Regions from separate parts of the Homo sapiens genome. Here region 1 is linked to region 2. The links are chromatin loops, found by intact Hi-C in ENCODE. Cell type or tissue: ovary. All regions are shown on one strand. Each heading gives the region's core, and the rest is flanking DNA. Links, peaks and the distances in the headings are about the cores only.

Evidence for each region. Peaks named below come from ENCODE experiments on the same cell type or tissue, not always from the same donor. Only the 100,000 strongest peaks of a DNase experiment are listed, where the experiment ranks them.
Region 1: a loop joins it to region 2, with 13 times the contacts of the local background. A loop is called at or near these places in 3 of 110 quality-filtered maps.

What each region holds. Positions count from the first base shown.
Region 1 is chr11:12,330,447-12,332,946 of GRCh38, reverse strand. It overlaps a transcript of MICAL2 not described here. Among named protein-coding and RNA genes, the nearest start is that of PARVA, 46 kb to the left of the region's middle. RefSeq lists an enhancer at 1,976-2,477. In ovary, for the core only: a CTCF peak has its summit at 1,482 (motif pointing left); a DNase peak (open chromatin) is centred at 1,456.
Region 2 is chr11:12,811,241-12,817,316 of GRCh38, reverse strand. All of the region lies in intron 3 of TEAD1 (TEA domain transcription factor 1), which reads right to left. Among named protein-coding and RNA genes, the nearest start is that of TEAD1-AS1, 110 kb to the left of the region's middle. In ovary, for the core only: CTCF peaks have their summits at 2,396 and 3,493; DNase peaks (open chromatin) are centred at 2,426 and 3,276; H3K4me3 peaks cover 458 bases; H3K27ac peaks cover 2,352 bases.

The DNA of each region.
Region 1 (2,500 bases), core at 1-2,500, 480 kb after region 2:
CTTCCATAGACTAGGAGTGTCCCTGTACATCTTTGCTGAGTGAGCCAAACTGCAAGGCCCTACCATCCTCTGAACCTTAGCCATTCCTCTAACTAGTCAGGTAGAGAATTCCAAGAAGGGGGTCAGGATACTACTGTGTGACTACTGCACAACTACTTGCTTCCTGGGAAAGGGGAATTGGCTCATTTACTGCTTGCTATAAAAGCTGCTGAGTCCTTTTCCTGGGGCTCCCTAGCTATGGGACAACTCACTGCACGCACAGGTGCCATCTGGGCTCATCATGTCACACCATGGGACTTGGGAACAGGGCAACTTGGGCTACCGAGCTGATGTTCCTGCTGTTTGCTATGCTGTGAATAATAAACTCTCTTGCTCTGATGTACTGACTTTTGTTGTTTACTTTTTGCACCTACATAGTTGTGGCAAACAACCCAAGTTCCTTGCATGCTTAATCATCCACTTTGAAGTCTTATTACTCCTGACCATTATCTATAAGGTTGGTGTCCTTTTCTGACAATATCCCATTATATTATGTGACAAAATAATATTATCTGTGTTTCTGTGTTCATGGCTACCTGTATTTAGAGAGACTCCTTTAGAATCACAGAAGATCTCAACCCTTCCCCTGCTCTGCTGACTTATGAATGCACAGCAACCAGCCATGTCTAATGATGGATGAAAGGGTACAACCTTTAACTCACTGCCTTCAAGTACCTTTTGAGAACAAATAGTTATGGAAGGAAACCTAAAGAATATCTATTTCCTAAAACCCATTCCCAAATTGTGGCAGAGTGTCAGAGAGGCATGCCTCAAAACCCATAGTCTGCTATCTTTGTTGAACAGCTTTTATTGCATTACTGTTTTTTGGGGGCGGTGGTGGCGGGGGTGTGGGAGTGATAACAATGAGTCCTCATTGAGATCCTTGTTTGGATCAGGCATGCAAAATTCATGTATTACAAATATTTAGAGAAACCGGCTTAAATCTCTTGTAGGGAGTATAGTTACAAATGAATGTGAATGGATGAACAAACAAATAAATACAATTTGAGAAGTCATTGACCATCCAGCTGTGTTTTATAATAATAGGGACATAAAAGAAAAGAGAAGGAATATTTTTGGATACCTATTTTATTTCAGGCCCTTTTGTGGGTGCTTTACTAACATTATTTCACTTCATCTTTTCTTCATACCACCTCTGTGAGGTTGGTATTATTCATTCAATTTTACAGATGAGAAAATTTCGCAGAAAAGTAAATAATTGTATAAGGACTACATTGGGATTCAAACTCAGGAGTGTCTGATTCTAATGCCTGTGCTCTGTCCAGGACACCTCACTGTACATTATCCAGGAATTTTTATTCCTCGGGTCCTCAGCAGCAGTGAAAACCATGGAGTGTAAGCTCAGCTACCTCCCCGGTCCTGGAGAGGCTTTCGCTAGCATTTCTCACATAATGTGTGCTCCTGCTGCCACCTGCTGGCACTTTGTGCATCCTAATTTTTCTTGGTAAACCCCTCAATCTCCGGGAAGAAGAAACCATCTGGCTCCAAAAAAGGCAAGAAGCTCCATGCAGACAACTAGCTGGTAAATCTTCCCCAAAGCTGGTAAAGCTATAAGGGAATAATTATTCTCATCGACCTCCCCTGGGGAGAAATCCTTTCTCTTTCGAAGTTACTCAGTTTTCATCAGATTCCAGGTATTGAAAGAAAGCCCAGATTGTGTTATCCAGACCATTTAAATTTGAATGGTGGTCTCTTGCTAGACTGGGGTATTCCATGCCCCTAGTATGTAACACTGATCATCATATTGACAAGCAACAAGCCAGTAGGTAACAGTGCCTCAACCAATAAGAGTCTAAGTGGCTGCAGAGCTGGGCTTGGCCTCTTTCCAGAAGGTGGTAGGGCCCCCAGGAATCAGGTTACTGCATATCCTGGTCCTTCACCTGGGCAGCTAGGACCAAGAGGGGACTCTCTTACCTCTGTCAAAGACATCACACACACAGACACACACATACAGACACACACACACACACACACACACACACACACTCTCTCTCTCTCTCTCTGTCTCTCTCTCTCTCTCTCTCTACCCCTCTCTCTGTCTCTCTCTCTCTCTGTCTGTCTCTCCCTCTCTCTCTCTCTCTGTCTCTCTCTCTCTCTCTCCACGTCCTGCAAAACATAATGATTTGTCATCTGGGGTGGATTATTAGATTTTTGTTTTCCTTTGTTTCCCTTTCCTTGACAAAATGGGGAAAAACCCTTCCCGGGGGCGGGAGAGCTTATTTCTGACTGCTGTAAAAAAAGAAAGCAGGAATTGTTGTCACGACAATGAGGAGCTCATCAAAGCCTCATTTTGCTCATCAGCCATCATTGCCCTCCATCCCGCACCCCCGCATGTTCCTCTAATTCAATGCCCGCCTAATGAATAACTCCCAGAACAAAAGCCCCTTTCAGGCTGCCTACATAATTATCAGAGGAGCCTTGCATAACTGTCGCAGACTAC
Region 2 (6,076 bases), core at 1,348-3,847:
AATGTTTATTCTCATCTCCTTCAAAAGTAAAATTGGCTAATTTCTAGGTGTTAGAAGAATTATTTCAAGCTACGCATGCTCTGAAGTGCCTTTATTCCAAGAACATTAGTAGTTTATTACAAATTCTGGCTTTAAAGGCGTGAGATAATAATATCAGCGTGGCAGAATCCAATTCAATCCAAGCAGCGCAAGGCCTGAAGAAACAAAGGCAAAGTAGCTAGCGTGAGCCCAAGGAGTGCCCTGCGCGAGGTTCTGCTGATCCAGCAGCGAGTGAACATGAGACACATTTCAATTGGGCAGTGTGCATAAACCTCGCCTCGGCTTTGAGGGAACGCTGCATCACACATGGAAAGAAACACTATTCCAAACCAGCGGGCCTCTGCACATGCTGCCCTGATGGCCAGAGAAGGCATCTTGAAGAACAGGGAGGGGTGCAGCAGTTGTAGGTTCTCTACATTCTCATTGTAATGCCATCATCACCTGTGTCCCACTTTGTCCCCTCCACTAAACCATGAGCATCTTAAGAGCAGGAACCAGGTCTTACTCATCTTGAGATCCCTGTCCCTAGCACTGGAGAGTCACACAAAAGATGTGCTAAATAAATAGCCACAGGGTGTAAATTATCCCTCTCACTCTGGAAGTCTTGTACCTGGCTTGTGTATAGCAACTAAACTCACCCTCCTCCTTGCACTGGCCCACTGCATCACCAGGAGAAAAAAGTCACCCAAAGAAAACGTCTTCCTGATCTCCACGGATTACAGCTCCAATGTGGAAATGCCCCTAATAAGCCAACAAAAGTTTTCAGTTACCTGGGGCGTGTAAGCCACTACAAATACCAAAAAGGGGGCGGGGTAACTTAAAGTGTTGAACCTACCCTGAAATCCCCTGGAAAAAGAGCGTGCAGAAGAAAAGGGGCTCCTGGGGCAAATGACCAACAACTTTGGCTCAAGTGTCCTGACAACAAGAGCGTATACAAGAGAACCGTTCTCAGAATGCTCCTCCAAAATCCTACAGGGGATTTCCAGAGGGCCTAGTGAGAGTGTGGTCAGAGACACTGGAATGAGAGAGGGTGGCAGCAAGGCGGGCAGCTTGACTTCATCCAGCCTCAAAGTGGGACGTGAGTGCAACAGTATCGGATTGATAAAAAGCCACCCGAGTGCAGGCACAGTGCAAAGTGGGAAGGCTCACAAGCCACCTGGCATCAGCACCCCCGTGACTGCCCAACAGAAGAGACAGGAAGGCAGACCGCAGCTTGCTCAGCCTTAACAGAGGCCCTGTCTAGGTTCCTAAGAATTCTCAGTCTTCTGAAAACCTAAAAGGACCTCAGTCCTGGGCATATCAAAACCTGAAGTGCTGTAACATGTAATTTAAAAGGATTAGCTCTACGTCATATACATGATCTTAACTTGCTGGCTCTTCCTTCTTTCCTCTGAGCCATGAAGTAACAGGAAAGAATTCATTGATCTGTACCCGCAGGCAACAACTTATATGTGTTGGTGTGGCCGACACCTGCTCCCTCATGCACCCCAGTGCTGAAAACACAGAAAATTTGTCCTTTGGCCCCATCTGTGTCCTGAAGAACACATAAGTAACACATACACATATATCACAAATGCCCTTAAAACTGTTGAATTTCTATACTTCTGCCCAGATTACAATTTAGTCCAATCGTCATCACCCAATCATTGAAGCTACTTATTACTTGGTTACATCTAGTTGAAACACCTGTTAAGAGGGGCATACCATCATGTCATGGCCAGTTTTAACTAAGAGGGAAGGTCCACACACATATGGTTACACACTGTGTTTTGCATTTTTGCAGCTTGGGTCCATTACAGTTCTGTGACCTCTTCTCCAGATTCCTCTACTTAATATTCATATTTTCCAAATTACTTTAAATAACCCACAATCAAGTACGAATAAAATATGTGAAGAACAAAAACCAAACGGAAACAGCTGGGGCAGAGAGAGCATTATTTATGTTATGTTATAAATGAGGGCAGTGGCTAGCTATCTGGGAAGGGAGGGAGGGAAGAAGAAAGGGAAAAAGGAAGGAAGGGAGGATGGGAGGGAGGGAAGCTTCTGAGTCCCAGCAGGCCTGTCTTCCAGCCCACTGCGGGAGATAAACACAGTTTCTGTTTAAAACTCACCCCCTCTGAGATTTGGGGACAGGGGCTCTGGAACCCACAGAATGAAACCTACCCTTATCTATAAACAAAGCCCGGCTTTGATGTTGGCCAGCTTGCCTGCGTCTTTCCCTTTTCAACTGAGGCTTATCAGCAGAAACATCTCCATTAAGCACTTAGTCAGCAACCATTACAGGCCCGTTCTGCACTGGATGCCTGTTTCTGAGAATAATGAAAGAAAAACGCATATGCCTTGCCCACGTGGAGGCAGCATTCACTGATGGGTGCGTGCGCTCCGGGACGCGTGCACACACACACAGACACACACACACAGCTCGGGACGGACGGGGACACACACACACACACACACACACACACACACACACACACACACACACACACACACACACACAGAGCTCTGCGATGGTCAGGGGTGGCTGGACTTGAGATCAGAATTCCTGGCTGTCTTGCTTACGGTGTGACAAGCTTCCTAACATGTCTAAGCCTCTCGCCCTTGCTGCTATTAGGGGATTAAATGAGATGACATGCGCAAAGACTCTCAAGTGCTGTCACGCTCTTCATTTATTCGGCTTCTGAATCACTTCCAATCTGGTCTTCCCTTCCATGGCACTAGGCAGAGCCCTGGCAACCAGGACAGGGACAAGACCCTCAGGCTTCCTAAAGCCAAAGGTGCCTTCCCTTGCCCAGCAACAGAGGTCCCCTTCCAGGCAGAGCTCTCTAGCCAGGCCAGCGGGGGCCTGAGGGGGTCAAAGATTCCAGCTGCCCTTCCTTCAGCGCTGCCAAAGGCCCCTCACACACTCTGGTTCCTACAAACTTGTTTCAAAGGGAACAAACTCTGTTGTCAAGAGCCAGAGTGGAAGCAGCACCCAAACACTGCCCCAGTGGCCCAGGACTCCATCACTGAGGACAGAGGCTCGCTTGAACTCCCCGGGCGTCCAGGTCCCCTGAGCGTGGTCTCTGGCCTCGGTCAGACATCCTCCTTCCAGAGAGAGCAAACAATGACATCCACTGTCAGTGAGACCACTCTCCATTCCTCCCCATACGTCAGCCCTGGTGACCAGTGAGCGTAGCAGGCAGCAAGCAGGAGGTGAAGGGGAATGAGACACGGCTCCCAGAACAGCTTGTTTGTGTCCAGCTGTTGAGAACCTTGATGCTGTGCCAATGGGGAAAGAAACATCCTCCTTGCAGCACTTCTTTTCAGGGCCTCGGACTTGTGGTCAGCACCTCCCAACCATGTCCAAGAGAGAGCTGGACACAGGCTACACCCCATCCTCTCTCCTCCACCTTGGCTGGTGACTCAAGGTGTAGGAGGAGAGGACACACCCCAGCTAAATCCAAACACAACCAGGAGATCCCAGATGAACTTGCAGTTCAGCACGCCACCCCCTGGCACCACTGCCACCCCTGCAGACGGGCAGGAAAGCTGACAAGGACTAAGTACCCACTGTGAGCCAAGTGTGTCATGGTTAGCATCTCAATGAATCCTTATACAGCCCTGCAAAGAAGGTGCACACTGAAGTTTGGAGAAATTAAGTAGCTCACACAGTCACACAGCTCTTATCTCAAAGAGAAGCCTCTGGGCTCCTCATATTTCCAGAAATGGAAAGCACAGTTCTTGGCTTTGATGTTACACTGCTTATCAAAAGCACCACTGTAAAAAATGAAACATACACACATGAAGTATGGGAAATGTTATTTTCCCAGGCCCACATTTGGGATGTCCAGCCCACAAAGACTTCCAGAAGGGCAGAAGATGATCCACAGTGCTCATCCCACCTCAGCAGCTTTTCTGTCCCGGCGATCCCCTAATTTGGCTCACTTGAGGCACTCTTAAAGGTGGCTCTCTTGATGGCTGATTGGAAGATGGCACTGCCATAACTTCACAGAGAAAAGAAACCCAAACACCTTCCCTGGCATCCTTCCACCTCCAATTGCCAAATATCCAAAGTGGTGGAAGCTGCTTCCAGGGCTCCCAGGGAGCCCCCAGTTTGCCCACTGCCTCTACAGCTCCACCTCCCTCAGCACAGTATCTTGACCTAAGACTGAACTCCTCCCTTCCAGCTCCAAGCCGGCTGGACTGTCTGGCTTGCCCTCCCAGGCCACGTCTGCTCACTGATAAAAGTTCACTAGGAGCATCTGGACACCAGCTATTCTGCTCACGGACATTCTCCCTGCTCAGACAGACACGACAGTCACTAACCACAGACCCTTGCCTTTGTGCCAGGAGGCTGCTACCACATTAGCCCCTCTTAACAGTCTAGCTAGTACCTTAGAAAGGTATTGTTCTATTGAATTCTTGCTGTATTAGAAATCTCACTGGCTGCAGAGAGGACCATTAGGGGTGATTTACTCTGGCTCAGTGTTCCTGAACCAGAAGAGCACTGAGCCACGACTTCCCCAAAGGGAATGATTTGGTGAAGATGCATGGCCTGATTCTGGATGTAGTGGATTCACATGTACCAAGAGGGATTTGAGGAAAATCTATGCGCTTCCAGCATCTCCTGTATTAAGCCTTCTCTTGATAAATTTCATAGGTTTTATATTAGATATTCTATCTGGAAGAAGATGAATACCAGTAATATTCTGGAGGGAAAAAGTTTACTTTTAAATATTTACTTTTTAAAAATTTGTGTCAATGTGAATCTGTCCCTCTACCATCCCCTACAATATTTATTACAGATCTGCTGTCCATATTAGGCTCTGAGCTCTTGCAGGATAAGGACAAACATGTTCAGTGTTTCCATCTCTCCAGTGACCAGCAAATAGTTAAGTACTCTTTTAACCATCACCTTTTTGGGATTCTAATAATGATAATACCACATAGGGATCAATCATGCATGCTATGATGTACTCTTCCAATTAACTCCTGAAATCCTTTCAGTCACATCCATCCCCAAGCATCACACCAGGAAGCCATCACTGAATAAGTGGTGGCAAGAGGGTCATTTCCCCTACCATCTCTATAAACCCAGGAAGCAATTTTCTCAGTCCACAACCACAAGCCACGAGCTCAAAAGCCCATGTATATCATAAAGACAGTGTTTCTGAGCACCACCCCGGCCCTGAGGTTAGCTATGAATGGTGCATAACTCTCTGTGTGAGACGATCCATCCAATCGCAGGTGTGTGTCAGTATAGGCAACTAAATAGTGGCTTTCAGGGGCTCTTTTCAGCTTAAGAGACAGGAACATCATAAAGCAAAACAGGAAGAGACTACGTCCTACCGGTGTGGCTGAGCCTGTTTGGGAGAAGTTCGATCTACAACACCACCCCAGACATGAAAGAACTTAGACACACCACCCTACCCCCACCCCCACCCCCACCCAGATACACATATACAGTCTATGATAACCGAAGGCCTGCACCCCCATCCCGGGATCCTCAGTGGATTCGGGGCCACTCCACTGTGGGCAAGACCACTCCCCTAAGACCTCTCACAGACCTATTCCAACCCACAGATCTACTCCAACCCACTGTTCCTCTCTGATTCCCTGGACTTCTGGGTCCCACCTCAAGCTGCCTTGCCCCAGAGACCACAGACGCCCCTCTCCAGCCCTGACTCCTGTTTTTGTTCTGCCTTAGCATGAGGATCCCTGGCTTCCCAGATGCTAATGCCGAACCCTCACACAGACCTTGGAGAAGACCTTGTAGGAAAAGTCCTCAACAAATTCACAAGAGGAAGGTCTGCATATCAGGTCACTATGTTCTAAGAAACAATGATCAAACTGGCTTTTAAGCAATGGAGGGGGCTTAGTGGCTTATTTAACTAAGAAGTCTTGTTCCAACAGCTTAGATGGCATCATTACCAATCTGCCTCCCAATAGGTTACTTAGTGGTTCCAACCAGTAACCAGTCCTGCACATGTGTGGGATTCTTATGAAAGAAAACTGCTCCCATATAGAACTCATGTCCTCACCCTACACCATCCAC